2 separate regions of the Homo sapiens genome follow, and region 1 is linked to region 2. Evidence: chromatin loops called from intact Hi-C (ENCODE). Cell type or tissue: PC-9. All regions are shown on one strand.

Region 1 (8,000 bases), 360 kb before region 2:
TGAATGACTCTGCTTTAGTCAGCTGCCTGGGCTTTACCAGCCCCTTCCTCATCAGATCCTGGCATTCTCTGTAGCCAACCTGAAGACAGAGCATTTGCTTTTAGAGAACTCCAGCCTCGATTTGTTCTTTAGTGACTTTTTTCCTACCGTGAATTAACAAGTTGGTATTTGGATTTCATTTTTAAGATGTAAGTTAAATTGTTTCCTAGAATTGAGTCCTTGAATCAATTCACCTTCAGATTGTAATCTGAGCTCCATGTCATGGTTTACAAAGCTGTCAGTGATCTGGCCTTTGGCCACCTGTTCTACTTCTCCTCTGCAGGGTCCCGGACCCTAGGTGCTACAGAATTGAGTTCCTACTTGGTGGCAGTCTTTCCTCTGCCTGGGATACCACCTCCTCCCCCTTCTATTTCTTTTCTTTCTTTCTTTTTTTTTTTGAGATGGAGTCTCGCTTTGTCGCTCAGGCTGGAGTGCAGTGGCGCGATCTTAGCTCACTGCAACCTCCACCTCCTGGGTTCCAGCGATTCTTCTGCCTCAGCCTCCCGAGTAGCTGGGATTATAGGTGCACACCACCATGCCCGGCTAATTTTTGTATTTTTAGTAGAGACGGGGTTTCACCATGTTGGCCAGGCTGGTCGCAAACTCCTGACCTCGTGATCTGCCCGCGTCAGCCTCCCGAAGTGCTGGGATTACAGGTATCAGTCACCGCGCCCGGCCTCCCCCTTCAATTTTTGACTACCTCCAGCTCGTTTATTCCAAACGCAGCTCAGGATTTGCTCTGGAATGAAGCCTTCTCCACCTCTTCAGGGCAGCATCAGGTGGCCCTCCTCTGTTCTCCCAGAATCCCTCATTCTACCCTCTATTACAGCCTCTCGTCTTATTTGATCTCCACATCTACATGGCTGGTTTTCTTGTTTATCTTTCCCTGTAGACTCTGAGCAACTCCAGCAGGCTCCAGGTCAGTTCTCCCCAACACACTGTACCTAAATCATTTCTCTTTTGGCACCTATTGGGAGTATCCTGTGCTTTTTTCTTTTCTTTTTGCCTGATTTTTGGCATTTTAATTTTGCTTTTTCTTGATAGAATTGCTAGATTTCTATAGACGTTAGCTGTGGACTCTAAGGCAGTCCTCTCCAAAGGCATAGTGTTTGTACTACGATGGATGCGGAGCCACGAAGACTGAGTTGGGGATGGAGCCATCAGCAGGCAGCTGGGGGCGCTGCTGTGGATGAGACGCTGAGCTGACACGTGGAGACTCTTAACGATGATCGTTTCTGGGTGGATCCCAGCTGTAAATGCTTGAGACAACTTGCTTGCAGTCACCTGTAATGTTTGGTACAAATCAGGATTTGTAATTTATAGGTTCTATAATTAATATTTCAGAATTCAATATATTATTTTGCGATTTTTGAGATCTTGATTAATAATAGCAGAATAGTAACAGCCCCAAGGGAACTAAACAACACCATCATTCATAAAATGTTGTGAATCTGTTACGAGCTAATTTGAAATACGGAGCCTAAGGTGTTTTTGGTAAAAAAAAAAAAAAAAAATTTTTTTTTTTTTCTTGAGACAGAGTCTCACTCTGTTGCCCAGGCTGGAGTGCAGGGATGCAATCATGGCTCATTGCAGCCTCAAGTCCCCAGGCTCGAGAGATCCTCTCACCTCAGCAGCCCCCTGAGTGCCTGGGACTATAGGCACACCACCACACCTGGCTCATTTTATTTTTTGCAGATACGGAGTCTCCTTATGTTGCCCAGGCTGGTCTCAAACTCCTGTCCTCAAGTGATTCAAAGTACTGGGATTACAGACGTGAGCCACCGCGCCTGGCCTTAAAAATATTTTTAAACTTCCTTAAAATGCCGAAAAGATAGGAACAATGAAATACTCAAAAGAGGATTGATTTTTAAGCCTGGCTCCACACCAATTTTTGGTAACTTCATTTCTCTGTACTAGAAGTGAGGAATACAAAGATGAATGAGACAGGGTTCCTGTCACCATCTAGTGGGAGAGACAGGCTGGCAAACCAACAGTTAATCAAGGAGGTAATTTAGGTAAATGATTTTGAGCTGACATATTGGATTTATCTTTGGAGGCAGTAATTCCAAGGACAAGAACTAACTGCCTTTCTGCCAGAGCGCACATGTGAGGGTCAGAGTTCTTAGGCATAAATCAAACAATGAGTTGAACCAGTCCTCAGAGGAGATAACTGCAAACATAGGTTTGCTTAGGTTACCAACCATTGTCCCGCAGGCAGAAATCCACCATACTATTTCTTGCTGGTATTGAATTTGGTGGCCGTGTATGCAATATTTTCTGGGATGTCCTACGAATTCTGTTTCTAGAGACTTGCTTTACTACCTGAATAGTTTCCTTTGAATTTTCTTTTATTATTCTAATTATTCTTCATTATAAGTTGCTTTGCTTTGTCCTTTTTTTTTTTTTTTCAGTTTTTTTGTTAAACATTATTGGTGTGGAAAATTGTCCCTTAGGAAGCCATCCATCATTTGCTTTTTATGATTTTCAAGGAGATGCTTTTCTATGAGATGGTAGTGGAAGTGGTTGCTACGATACTAGACATAGGGCCGGGTGCGGTGGCTCACGCCTGTAATCCCAGCACTTTGGGAGGTTGAGGCAGGTGGATCACAAGTTCAGGAGTTCGAGACCAGCCTCGCTGACATGGTGAAACCCCATCTCTACGAAAAATACAAAAATTGGCTGGGTGTGGTGGTGGGCACCTATAATCCCAGCTACTTGGGAGGCTGAGGCAGAAGAGTTGCTTGAACCCGGGAGGCAGAGGTTGCGGTGAGCTGAGATGGTGCCACTGCACTCCGGCCTGGGCGACAGAGCAAGACTCCATCTCAGGGAAAAAAAAAACAAAAAACCACAATACTAGACATAGTTAATGAATAATATTAGTTAACAAAGAGGTTTGAGAACTAGGAAAGATTCTCTAAGGTTATTCTTTGATAAATCACTCGTTTTCACAGAGTTACTGCTTACTGTGGGTAATTTGTTTGCTGTTGGTTGACAATGAACCTACTTAGGAGAAGATATGATCCTTCAGGACTTTTATTTGTTCGAAATGAAAAAATTATTTCTCCTTTCAATAACAGACAGTGGTGCTTTTCTGTTATAATTCAAAACAGGTTTCGGAACACATGTCATTTTCAGGGAGAAGGAAAGGATGAATGAATGAGCTGGAGTACACTTTCTAGAACATATAAAGGGGATATGGGAACTGGATGCAGGTAAATCTTTCATGCTTATTAAGAACATTTTAATGTTTCTCAGTTGATGTATGAAGTACTTGTATTCGGCATTTGCTTCTTCAATCACAAGGAGGCAGCATAGTCTCATGGGAGGAGGGGAAGTGAGTCTATTCAAAACACCTGTTCTTCCTGCTGCCTGTGCTGTTCTTGTCCAGAAGGCCCCCTGGAGCTGGGAGTGTCTCATGGAGTCATTCAGTTCCCTGCTTCCTGGTAGAGTTGCCCCTTAACCATATGAAACAATATCTCCCACATGCTAAAAATAGCCAGGGTCTGAGTCCAGGACTTTCATGTTGACGGTCTCATGTACCTGGTGGCCCTGGGAGCGGGATGTCCTCATCTCACTCATCTCTGTTACTGTGAGTCCTACCAAGCCTGGCCAAAGTTGCCTCCTTAATAATTAGTCCTTGAATAGAATCCCCTAGGTAGTGGTTATTGACTTGCAAAATATAACACTGACTTTATACCATGTTTTTTTGTCTCATGGGGACAAAAACACTTCTCTCATAGAATATGTTTTGTTTGTGGGGAAATGAACAAAATGAGGTAAAAAACCCCAATCATCCTATGAGTAAGTTATTTTTCTGATAGAAGAGAGGGTCCAAGTTCAAGTTATAAGTGTAACTAGCCACATAGTTTCACTTAAGTCATTTCATTTTGCTGGGCTTCAGTCTCCCCATTTGGAAAATGAATGAATGTGCCTATGATATTCCAGTGTAAGTTGTGGGAACATGCCAGATATAGCAAACTGGGAAGCAATTGTAGCCAGATATGTTGAGGCACATGAATATAAGACATTTTTATCTGGGTCCTGTTTTCCCTTCTGTGACTGATTCTTTCTGGGCCCTGGGACATTTATATTCAGCCTCTGCATTTGTACATTCATTTGTTCATTCACCCACTCATTTATTCAATAAATATTTATTGAGTACTTAAATATGTGCCAGGAACTGTTCTAGGTCTCAGGATATAAGAGGGTACCAAAAAAGCAGGATCTTTTTTTTTTTTTTCAGAGAGCCTACCTTCCAGTGGGAGAGATGGACCACAAATACATAAGCAAATACATATACAAAATCATTGCAGATTATGAAAAATGGTAAGAAAGAGATAAAAAGTGTGACCGGATGGAAGGTAACTGGGGCAATCACTTTTAGGCAGATGCCTCTGAGATGCCATCTGAGCTGAGACTTGACAGATGAAGTGCCAACAATCTCAGCCTCTAAGCCTGCCAAGCTTGAGATGTTATTTGTATTAGTAATTTGCAGGTGCAAATGACCCACCTAGACTGTTTCTAGTGCACAGTATGCTTTGTTGACAAAATGCCCTGAAGCAAAATGCCACAGATGTCAGCTTCAGTTTTGTGGATTTTCATAGCATCTTCCCGTAAGGTTGGTCATTGTCGTTCCCAACCACTCCCCGGTTTGGGGGAAAGGACACAGGGTGTCCTCTGACTCTGGTGCACACAGGGTGTCCTCTGACTCTGGTGCACACATGAGCTCTCACCAGTCCTGCTGGGACCAGGCTGCAGGCAAAGAACAAACACCTACTTAATGAACTGTGATGACAGAGGAGTGGCCATTTGCTTCCTCCAGTGCTGTCCATGCCAGCTCCTGAGCCCATTTGTCACTTCCTGGGGACACAGCTGACTCATAGAGCACTGGCAGTAATCTTGGCCTGGGAGAGGTGGGAAACAGAAGGCTTGGATAAAAGCAGGTGGAGCTGGTGGCTGCCTAGGTAATATGATGGGAATTTTTGTCCACTGACCTGTCCACAATTCTTGGAATTCTGCTAGAACTCAGTATCCAATCCACTTGGTTCTGAAAGGTTTTTTTTGATTTTTGACCTTCAGCTCGCTCACTAATGTGAATGTTTGGAGGAGGATACCACTGTTTAGAAACATAATTTAGCATATTAAAAAAGACTCACAAAAAATCTCAAAATGGCAAAATCAGGTTATAGGTGTTAGGCCCTGGATCTCATTTTATCCAGAATTGTTCCATCTCTGAAATGACAAATTCATACACTCTAGAGCATGACACATAGTCTTCTAACCTTCCCACTGAGTTACCCATATTACACTGCCCTTCAGCCTCCTGGAGACCTCTTTTTCTTTTTAAAAAAAACTTTTATTTTGGGTTCAGGGGTATGGAGATCTCTTTTTCTATGAAAGGATCACAGTCTGTATCTGCCTTAAGATATAGTCATAGACAACCGTTATTCAAAGTAAGGGGCCATAAGTTTGGACGCCATGGCTCATGCTTGTAATCCCAGCACTTTGGGAGGCCGAGGCAGGTGGATTGCTGGAGCCCAGGAGTTCAAGACCAGCCTGGGCAACATGGCGAAATACAGAAAACTTCAAAAATTAGCTGGGCATGGTGGCACACATCTATGGTCCCAGCTACTCAGAAGACCGAGGTGGGAGAATCACTTGACCCCAGGAGGCAGAAGATGCAGTGAGCTATGATCGCACCACTACACACCAGCCTGGGCAATAGAATGAGAACCCATCTCAAAAAAAAGGTAAAGGGCCATGATTGTATGTCTATTTGTGTGTGTATGATTTTATCACTTTATTTGACAATCAGTGGTTGGCTCTCACCCACATTGACTGTCTATAGATGTTTGAAAGTGGTCACAGGTACATAGTTAAACCAAAGTATAGAGTTTGTTTGCTGAACCTTCACCCTCATTATGTTTTCTGCACGATAAACATGGATGTGGTACGGCCCTTCCTTTCACCCAGACATTTGTTGAGCCTAGTATTAGTGCGTACATCTGGAGTCCCCATCTCCATCATGGCAGATTTCTGGATCTCTCTTGAGTGCCTGAGGGGTATTCTTCTTGAAGCCCACTCCATGGATGCACCTGTGAATGTTGATGGTGTATCCTCAGGTCACTGCCTCATTGATGGCAGAATGACCCCCCTTTTTCTGGCTACCCTTTTTGCAGGAGTCATTCTGCTGGGCCCAAGTGGGAAGCCATTATATCCTCTATTACCTACCTTTCAGTTTAAGAAAATATTACTGTGATAGGCTGAAAAATGCTCTTCCAAAGCTACCAGGTCCTCATCTCTGAAGCCTGGAAATGTTCAGTTTGGAAAAAATGTCATAGCAGATATGATTGAGTTAAGGCTTTTTTTTTTCCTTTGTGACAGAGTCTCACTCTGATGCCCAGGCTGGAGTGCAGTGGTGCAGTGATGCAGTGGCTCACTGCAACCTCCGCCTCCTGGGTTCAAGCAATTCTCCTGCCTCAGCCTCCTGAGTAGCTGGGATTACAGGCGCGTGCCACCAAGCCCAGCTAATTTTTGTATTTTTAGTAGAGATGGGGTTTCGCAATGTTGGCCAGGCTGGTCTCAAACTTCTGACCTCAAGTGATCCACCTGCCTCAGACTCCTAAAGTTCTGGGATTACAGGCGTGAGCCACCGCACACAGCCGAGTTAGACTTTTGAAGTAGGGAGATTATCCTGGATTATCCAGGTGGGCCCTAAATGTAATTACATGTATTCTTTTGGAGACAGGCAGAAGATTTCACACTTGACACACACACAAACACACACACACACACACACACACACACACACACAGGCCCTGTGAAGACAAGCAGATTTGAAGATTGGAGTGTTGTGGCCACAAACCAAGGAATGCCAGCAGCCACCAAAATACCAAAAGTTGGAAGAGGTAAGGAACAGATTCTCCCCTAGAGCCTTCACAGCCCTGCCCACACCTTCATTTCGGCCCAGTGATACTGATTTTGGACTTCTGGCCTCCAGAACTATGAGAGAATACATTTCAGGTGCTTTAAACCACTGAGTTTGTGGTCATTTGCTACAGCAGCCACAGAAACTAATGCAGTTACCCATGCAATGAAAGCCACTGGTGTTCCTCTACTGAAATGCCGCCCTCTCTCTCCACTCTCCGGAGGGAACCAGGACCTTGAATTTGGTGTTTATTATTTCCTGCATTTCATTTTACTTTATTGCATATTTATGTATTCTGAAATAATGTCGTTTTATATATTTCATACTGTATCCTGTATATTGCTTTTTGCCCAACGTATTTTATAGATTATATATGTTGATACATGTAGCTCTAATTTTCTCTGTAGCATAGTATTCCATGGTGTGTATGCGTACCTGCACATATGTGTGCATGCTACAATTTTTTTTTTTTGAGACAGAGTTTCCCTCTGTCGCCCAGGCTGGAGTGCAGTGGCGCCATCTTGGCTCACTGCAAACTCCACCTCCCAGATTCCAGTGATTCTCGTGCCTCAGCCTCCCAAGTAGCTGGGATTACAGGTGTGCGCCACCATGCCCAGCTAATTTTTGTATTTTTAGTAGAGACGGGGTTTCACCATGTTGGCCAGGCTGGTCTCAAACTCCTGGCCTCAAGTAAACTGCCCACCTCGGCCTCTCAAAGTGCTGGGATTATAGGCGTGAGCCACTGTACCCAGCCCACAATTTTTAAATCAGTTCTTCTGTTAATGAACATTTAGGTTGTTTTTGGTTTTTCTGTCTTTCAAACAGTGCTGCAGTGAACATTTCCGTATGTATCTTCTTGTGCTTATGTGCAGAAGTGTTTCTAGGATATTTACCAGAGAAGAGAATTACTAGGTCATCCTCAGCTTTACTAGTTTTTGCCAAATTGCTCTGCGAAAGAGCAGATGTGGGTTGGATTTTGGCAGCAGGACATTTCAACAAAAGGAGTGATGTGTACTAAAGGTACAGACAGGGG
Region 2 (8,000 bases):
GGCTGAGGAGGGCAAATCATTTGAGCTCCCAAGTTCAGGACCAGCCTGGGCAACACGGCAAAACCCTGTCTCTACAAAAAAAATAGAAAAATTAGCAGAGCATGGTGGCACGCACCTGTAATCCCAGCTACTCGGGAGGCCGAGGGGGGAGGATCGCTTGAGCCTGGGAGGTGGAGGTTGCACTGAGTAGAGACCACACCACTGCACTCCTGCCTGGGCAATAGAGCCAGACCTTGCCTCAAAAAAAAAAAAAATCTGAGGCACAAAAAAGCAACGCCAAATCCAGGGGCCCTGCTTCAGGAAGCATCAGGACTAACTAGATTTTATTGGTCAATAGATGCAAACAACTGATTTAGAGCAAACTTCCCCTCCAGTAAATCAAGCTCCAAATCAAACAAAGCTAGAGGTCAAAGCGCCTCCACGCTGGTTGGTCCTGCTCCTAGGGCAGCACAGCCCCCCATTTCCCCAGCCCCCCATCTCTCCAGTTTCCCTCAAGAAGCCAGAGCCATGCCCCATATGCACCTCTAGTGTAGGATTATCTGGAGCTTTAGGTTCAAAGGAAAGAGTGAGGTCTCCTGCTCCCTTCCTCCCTCCCACCCTGTTCCTCACCAACTCCTGGACGGTCCCTGCCATGCGGTTGAGAACTGGGGCTATGCTGGGATGTGTCCGTGACACTGATCATGGTGGCCAGAGAGACACCGAGGGAGACTGCTCTGCCACTAGGGAGCTGACATGAGGAAGGAGCCCCAGACTAAAAACATAAGTCTCAGGAGATTTGGGAGGTGGCCACAGGGATAACCCCAACCCTCTAATTAACGTGCCTGAGCCAGTCTCCTCCTACATCTGGAACTTTAGGAGAGCTGCCCACAGCAGAATGACTCGGCAAGGAGAAGGGCTTGTCGGGTCTAGCTGGGAGTGGAGGTGGGCCAGGCTGCCAGAGGGAGGCTTTGGGTGGTGCCCTTAAGAGTCTCCTTCATGAGCTGTTTTGCACTGTGAGGTAAGCAAGAGGGCAAGGAAGGCCATTGCTGGGGAATGGGCCGCCTGGCTCACACCTGCAGGCAGCTGCTAAGCCAAGAGTGGGTGGGTGCTGCTGAGGGATTGGGCTTCTAGTTTGTTTGTTTTTATTTTTTTATTTTTTTGAGATGGAGTTTCGTGCTTGTTGCCCAGGCTGGAGTGCAGTGGTGCAATCTCGGCTCACCGCAACCTCTGCCTCCCGGGTTCAAGCGATTCTCCGGCCTCAGCCTCCCTAATAGTTGGGATTACAGGCACCCGCCACCACGCCCAGCTAATTTTTTGTATTTTTAGTAGAGACGGGGTTTCGTCCTGTTACCCAGGCTGGTTTTGAACTCCTGGCCTCAAGCAATCCACTCATCTCGGCCTCCCAAAGTGCCAGGATTATAGGCCTGAGCCACTGCGTACAGCTTGTTTTTAAATAAAGCAGTTTTTAAAACTACTGTTGCAACCTTTTAGAGGGAGGTAAACTGAATATGGTGGATTTTGAATGACTATTTTTTTGTTTTATGAAAGAGGATAATAATAGAATAGAAAATATGAGAATGTTTGGCCGGGTGCGGTGGCTCACACCTGTAATCCCAGCAGTTTGGGAGGCCGAGGCAGGTGGATCACCTGAGGTCAGGAGTTCGAGACCAGCCTGACCAACATGACGAAACCCCGTCTCTACTAAAAATACAAAATTAGCCGGGCATGATGGTGCACGCCTGTAATCTCAGCTACTTGGGAGGCTGAGACAGGACAATCGCTTGAACCTGGGAGGCGGAGGTTGCAGGGAGCTGAGATCACGCCACTGCATTCCAGACTGGGCGACAGAGCAAGACTCTGTCTCTCTCAAAAAAAAAAAAAGAAAGAAAGAAAGAAAGAAAGAAAATATCACAATGTAATTTTTGAACTTTTTATTGACGTACAGCATACCTCCAGAGAAGTGCTGAAAGCTTGCATTCTTACAGGTAATACACCCAGCACCCAGATCAAGAAATGGAACATAACCAGCACCCCAGAACCCTACCCTAAAAATGTAATTTAAAAAAAAAGATTTTAATAAATATCTTTTAGCGTGCCCTTTATATACATGGTTTACTTTTAACTTTCTGATCCCCTTGCCCTCCTCCTAGAATAGAAACCTCCCAACAACCGGGGCTTCTAGACACAGGCAGCTAGAATGAGGCCTGGCGCAAAGCAGGTGCCAAAACTACCTGCTGAATGAATGGGAGTGCAGAGTGCACCCCAGGTAGTGAAGGCATTGTTTCTGTGGTGTACTTGCTTCCTCGTTGTAAAGTCCGTTTCTTTCTGTAGGTCACAGTCAAAACACGGAGAGCCATGGCTACAACTTGAGCAAGTCAAACACGCTGTGATTCAGGCCAGGGAGATGAGCGTGGGTAAAGAACACTGTACGAACTAGCTCAGGGCTTCTGGAACTGTGTGCGGCTGAATCACCGGGGCATCTTGGTGAACTGTAAATTCTGATTCAGCAAACTGGGAGGAGGGCGCTGAGATCCAGCATTTCCATCAAGCTTCCCATGGACCACACTCTGACTATCAGGGCCTTCGATGCAGACAGTCTCGATACAGCTGCACACAAGAATCACACAGAAAGTTTTAAAAATGCCAATGCCAGGCCAGGCACAGTGGCTCACGCTTGTAATCCCAGCACTTCGGGAGGCCGAGGCAGGCAGATCACAAGGTCAGGAGTTCGAGACCAGCCTGGCCAACACAGTGAAACCCCGTCTCTACTAAAAATACAAAAATTAGCTGGGCGTGGTGGCAGGCACCTGTAATCCCAGCTACTCGGGAGGCCAAGGCAAGAGAATCACTTGAACCTGGGAGGCGGAGCTTGCAGTGAGCCAAGATCGCTCCATTGCACTCCAGCCTGGATGACAGAGCGAGACTCCATCTCAAAAAAAAAAAAAAAAGTGCTGATGCCCAAGCACCACCCTAGAACACTTAAATTGGAATCTCTTGGATGGGGGTTGGCATCTTCATTGTATTGTTTTTGTTTTTTGGTAGAGACAGGGTCTCAAGATGTTGCCCAGGCTGGTCTCGAACTCCTGGGCTCAAGCTATTCTCCTGCCTCAGCCTTCTCAAAGTGCTGGGATTACAGGCATGAGCCCCCGCGCCCAGCCTGAGCATCTTAGTTTTTTTGTTTGTTTGTCTCTGTCACCCAGGCTGGAGTACAGTGGTGCGATCTTGGCTCACTGCAACCTCTGTCTCCCGGGTTCAAGCAATTCTCCTGTCTCAGCCTACCGAGTAGCTGGGATTACAGGCACGCACCATCACATCACACCCGGCTAATTTTTATATTTTGAATAGAGACAGGGTTTCACCATGTTGGTCAGGCTGGTCTTGATCTCCTGACCTCAGGTGATCCACCCGCCCTGGCCTCCCAAAGTGCTGGGATTACAGGTGTGAGCCACTGCTCCCAGCCAGCATCTTAGTTTTTAAAAGCTCCTTAAGTGATTCCAACCAGCTACCAGACATGGGAGGTGCTTGGCTGAAGGCAAACTCTGGCGGGGAGGAGGAGCCAGTCTGTTCCCAAGCACACCCTCACTGCCTAGAAGGAGGCCTGGGCTAAGGCCCACGGAAGGGAGGGCTGGGATCAGGACGATCTGACTTGACAAAGGGCCACCATTTCTGAGTCAGGAGGGGATCACTTGCCTCCTGGCGGAGGTGAAGAGACGGATTTCTGAAGGAATTCTTAGGCATGGTGTGTATCTGCTAACCCCGGCCACATCCTCCCAGGACCGAGAACAGACTGTGCCTTCACCCTATTGCCCAAGTCAGAGGTCCCTGGAGCTGCCAAGGGGGCTGTGCTCACATGCCCCCGAGCAATTCAGTTTTCAAAACCTTACTAGGCCGTTGGGAGGAGGCACTGCCAGCTGCTCCCACACACCTGCCCCCTCTGCCCAATCACAGCAAGAGCCAAATGAGCCGAGAGATGACAAACCCTGAGGTCATCATGGGCTCTTCTGAAACAGAGCCTCATGGAGCCCTGCGCTCTGGTGCCCCCTGGTGGACACCTAGAGTTGTGGTTGGTAACCAACAAATGGACCAGTGAGTTCAGTTACTCCTGATTGGTTGGTGTTCGGGCACAGTCATGCCAGATGTGGCCCCATACACAGAATCAAGGAATTTCTAGTGCGGCGCAGTGGCTCACAGTTGGAATCCCAGCACTTGGGAGGCAGAAGCAGCAGGATCAGTTGAGTGTAGGAGTTCAAGGCTGCAATGAGCTATGATCTGCACTCCAGCCTGGGTGACAGAGGGACACCCTGTCTCTAAAAAAATTAATTTTTTTGAGACAGTGTCTCGTTCTGTCACCCACGCTGGAGTGCAGTGGCATGATCTCGGCTCACTGCAACCTCTGACTCTTGGGTTCAAGCGATTCTCCTGCCTCAGCCTCCCCAGTAGCTGGGATTACAGGCATGCGCCACCACGCCCGGCTAATTTTTGTATTTTAGTAGAGACGGGGTTCCACCATGTTGGCCAGGCTGGTCTTGAATTCCTAAGCTCAAGTGATCCTCCCGCCTCGGCCTCCCAAAGTGCTGGGATTACAGGCGTGAGCCACTGCGCCGGGCCAAAAAGAAATTAATTTTTAAAAAAGAGGCTAGGCATGGTGGTTTACACCTATAATCCCAGTATTTTGGGAGGCCCAGGTGGGAGGCTGCTTGAGGCCAGGAGCTAGAGACCAGCTTGGGCAACATGGCAAGACTCCCTACCTACAAAAAATTTAAAAATTAGTCAGTCGTGGTGGTGTGCACCTGTCATCTCAGCTACTCAGGAGGCTGAGGTGGGAGGATTGTTTGAGGCCAGCAGTTCGAGGCTGCAGTGGGGGGTACCATCACACCACTGCACTCCAGCCCTGGGCAACAGAGAGAGGCGTTGTCTCAGAAATAAATAAATTAAATAAACAAACTTCCAGTGGAGGAGTCAAGACCAATCATATGAAGGACGGGCTCCTTTGATTCTTCACCTACTCCTTTAACTCCCTGAAATCTGGCCTCCCCTGGAGCCCACCATACTAAGTGTGGGAAATGTTGCAGTCAAGGCTTGTCTTTAAATGGTGAGGTACTGTGTCACTCTTGCACCTTTCTTCTGCTCTCTCCTTTGCTCAAATCCAATTTGCAGTGCAGACACTGCACAGTCTTTAGCTAACTGTTCTTCCTCCTTCTGCTAAAATAGTGAGCCTCCCAGGCAAGCCCATACCTGCTCCGTTCTTGGCTACCCTCTCCAGCTTGGTAAGATCGTTTCCACCCACTGCCACTCCCCGACTCCCCTCCCACAGCTGAGCCAGCGAGGCCCCCAGGTACCAAGCTCCCTGCATCTGCGGCTGCCTGCCTGCGCACTGATGTTGAGTGGACACCCAGACTTGCTCCATCTTAGGAGGTAGCAACAGAACCCAAACTCTCAGTTCCAGCTCTCCTTCCCTTCTCCCCTGGCTCTCTCATTTGTCCAGAAAGCAGATTCAGGTTCTTGGCAGCCCCCTTTACCCATCTCCTCCTTCAGCACCTAATACACCTACTTCAGCCCCAGATACCTCAGGGCTCCACCCTTCTGCCTCCTCTCTCGACTCACTTCCTCTCAGCTACCACTTTATTCCACATAGAAAGAACCTGTGTCCAAGTCCTAGCTTCCCCACGTTCATTTTTCAAACAGTGATCAAGTACCTTTGGGATGCCAGACCCCTAACCATGAGGTGACTTCCATGTGAGTGGGATCAGATCCTTCCATTAGCCTCTGCACGTAAGACATGAACCCTCACCGGGAGACTGTAAGAATTACACAAGATAATGCGATGCTATTCACACCCTTGAATGGCATGATTACAGCAAACATTGTGTAGATGACCTTGCCGACTTCAGTCCCTGTACCTCCTGGTTAATTCCCTGTTAATCTTCCTAAAACATCGATTTCATCATGTCTCTCCCTTACTCAAGAACTCCACATTGCTCCCCAGTTCCACGCAGCATCGCTCCCCGGTTCCACTCAGCATTCCTCCCCGGTTCCACGCAGCATCGCTCAGTGCCCCACAGGTGTGAGTGTTCTACAAATCACAGCAGCCCTTAGGGGATGATTCACCACAGTAGCAGAGTTGGAAGTTGGGTCTAGAAGGGCCAAAAAGCCAAAACACACAAAAAGCCACAGCGAAGATAGGTCTGTGGGTTAAAACTCAAGGAAATTCCATGCCTAGAAGACAAGGCAGTCAGTATGTCAGAAATCAGGGAAGCAGGTGAAGACACAGATACAAGTCACCCTCAGCAAGGATGCCAATCTGTAACTTCTGCAGAGACGGGCTTGTCCATAGAAAAAAGGGACGTTCCTGGAACATTTGCTGTAGTTATCCAAGACACCTCACTATCAGCAGACCCAAAGAAGGTGACCGGGTGGTTAGGCCCAGAGGAACACTCGCAGGGGAACGCAGGGCACCTACGAGGTGAGTACAGCTTCTACGGTCTCACCAACAGCACTTCTTTGTTACTGGGATGCAGAGGAAACGATTATAAAAGAATAAATTTAGACCGGGTGTAGTAGCTCACGCCTGTAATCCCAGCACTTTGGGAGGCTGAGATGGGCAGATCACCTGAGGTCAGGAGTTTGAGACCCACCTGGCCAACATGGTGAAACCTCATCTCTACTAAAAATACAAAAATCAGCTGGATGTGGTGGCGGGCGCCTGTAGTCCCAGCTACTCAGGAGGCTGAGGCTTGAGAATCACTTGAACCCTGGAGGCAGAGGTTGCAGTGAGCCGAGTTTGCGCCATTGCACTCCAGCCTGGGCAACAGAGCGAGACTCCATCTCAAAAATAAATAATTAAATAAATAAATAAATAAAAATTTGAAGGGTAGAATTGAATCTGGGTGTGAAGTTTGAAGGAGGGAATGTACATTCTCAATGGGAGAGGGATTTTATGTTACAGCTGAAAAGGCCTTAGAGAACATCAAGTCTAACACTCACTTAGCAGTGAGGACACAGGCTCTGAGAGGTAGAGTGAGTGACCCACAAACAGCAATTGAAGGATAGAGCAGGTGACCCATGGACTTACAGCAATTGAAGGGTAGAGCGGGTGACCCACGGACTCACAGCAATTAAAGGACAGAGCAGGTGACCCACGGACTCACAGCAATTAAAGGATAGAGCAGGTGACCCACAGACACACAGCAACTGAAGAGTAGAGCGGGTGACCCACGAACACACAGCAACTGAAGAGTAGAGCGGGTGACCCACGGACACACAGCAACTGAAGGGTAGAGCGGGTGACCCACGGACACGCAGAAATTGAAGGGTAGAGCGGGTGACCCACGGACACGCAGCAATTGAAGGGTAGTGACTGCAATTGGATTAGAATCTCCATGACCAAGATAGAAATCCAGGGCGCCTACTCTACTCTACTCTCTCTCTCACCCGACTCCTGAACCCTCTAATACACACATAAATACCATGCTGAAGCTGCGCTGCAACAAACCCAGACGCGAGAAAAGTATGTTAGTGAATCTTGGGAATTTACATATGGGGATTGTATATGGCCCTGTCTTGATTTGCCTGGTTATAGGTGATGAAAAAGTACTTTGGCCAGGCACAGTGGCTCACGCCTGTAATCTCAACATTCTGGGAAGCTTCAAGGCAAGAGGATTGCTTGAGGCCAGGAGTTGAAGACCAGTCTGGTCGACACCCCATCTCTACAAAAATAAAAGAAAAAATTAGCTGGGTGTGGTGGCACGCGCCTGTAGTCCCAGCTACTCGGGAGGCTGAAGCGGGAAGATTGCTTGAGCCCAGGAGTTTGAGGTTACAGTGAGCTATGATGCTGCCACTGCACCCCGGCCTGGGCAACACAAGCAAGACCCCTACTCAAGAAATAAAAGAAGCCGGGCGCGGTGGCTCACTCCTGTAATCCCAGGACTATCGGAGGCCGACACAGGAGGATCACTTGAGCTCAGGAGTTTGAGACCAGCCTGGCCAACATGGTGAAACCCTGTCTCTACTAAAAATACAAA

The links. Hi-C counts contacts between places; a loop is a spot of excess contacts. Peaks named below come from ENCODE experiments on the same cell type or tissue, not always from the same donor. Only the 100,000 strongest peaks of a DNase experiment are listed, where the experiment ranks them.
Region 1: a loop joins it to region 2, with 5 times the contacts of the local background. A loop is called at or near these places in 13 of 110 quality-filtered maps.

The regions. Positions count from the first base shown.
Region 1 is chr3:195,555,356-195,563,355 of GRCh38, forward strand. It overlaps the pseudogene RPL31P64. Among named protein-coding and RNA genes, the nearest start is that of PPP1R2, 16 kb to the left of the region's middle. In PC-9, CTCF peaks have their summits at 1,208 (motif pointing right) and 3,329 (motif pointing right); DNase peaks (open chromatin) are centred at 3,406, 4,586 and 4,876; H3K27ac peaks cover 2,688 bases.
Region 2 is chr3:195,911,185-195,919,184 of GRCh38, forward strand. TNK2-AS1 (TNK2 antisense RNA 1) reads left to right here. Exons shown (of 2, transcript NR_145450.1): 2 at 1-2,080. LOC124906253 (keratinocyte proline-rich protein-like) reads right to left here. Exons shown (of 4, transcript NR_197446.1): 4 at 1,896-2,586. Among named protein-coding and RNA genes, the nearest start is that of TNK2, 6.6 kb to the left of the region's middle. RefSeq lists an enhancer at 3,610-4,222 and a silencer at 3,824-3,873. In PC-9, CTCF peaks have their summits at 4,015 (motif pointing left) and 4,227; DNase peaks (open chromatin) are centred at 847, 3,627 and 4,027; H3K4me3 peaks cover 957 bases; H3K27ac peaks cover 2,273 bases; H3K27me3 peaks cover 705 bases.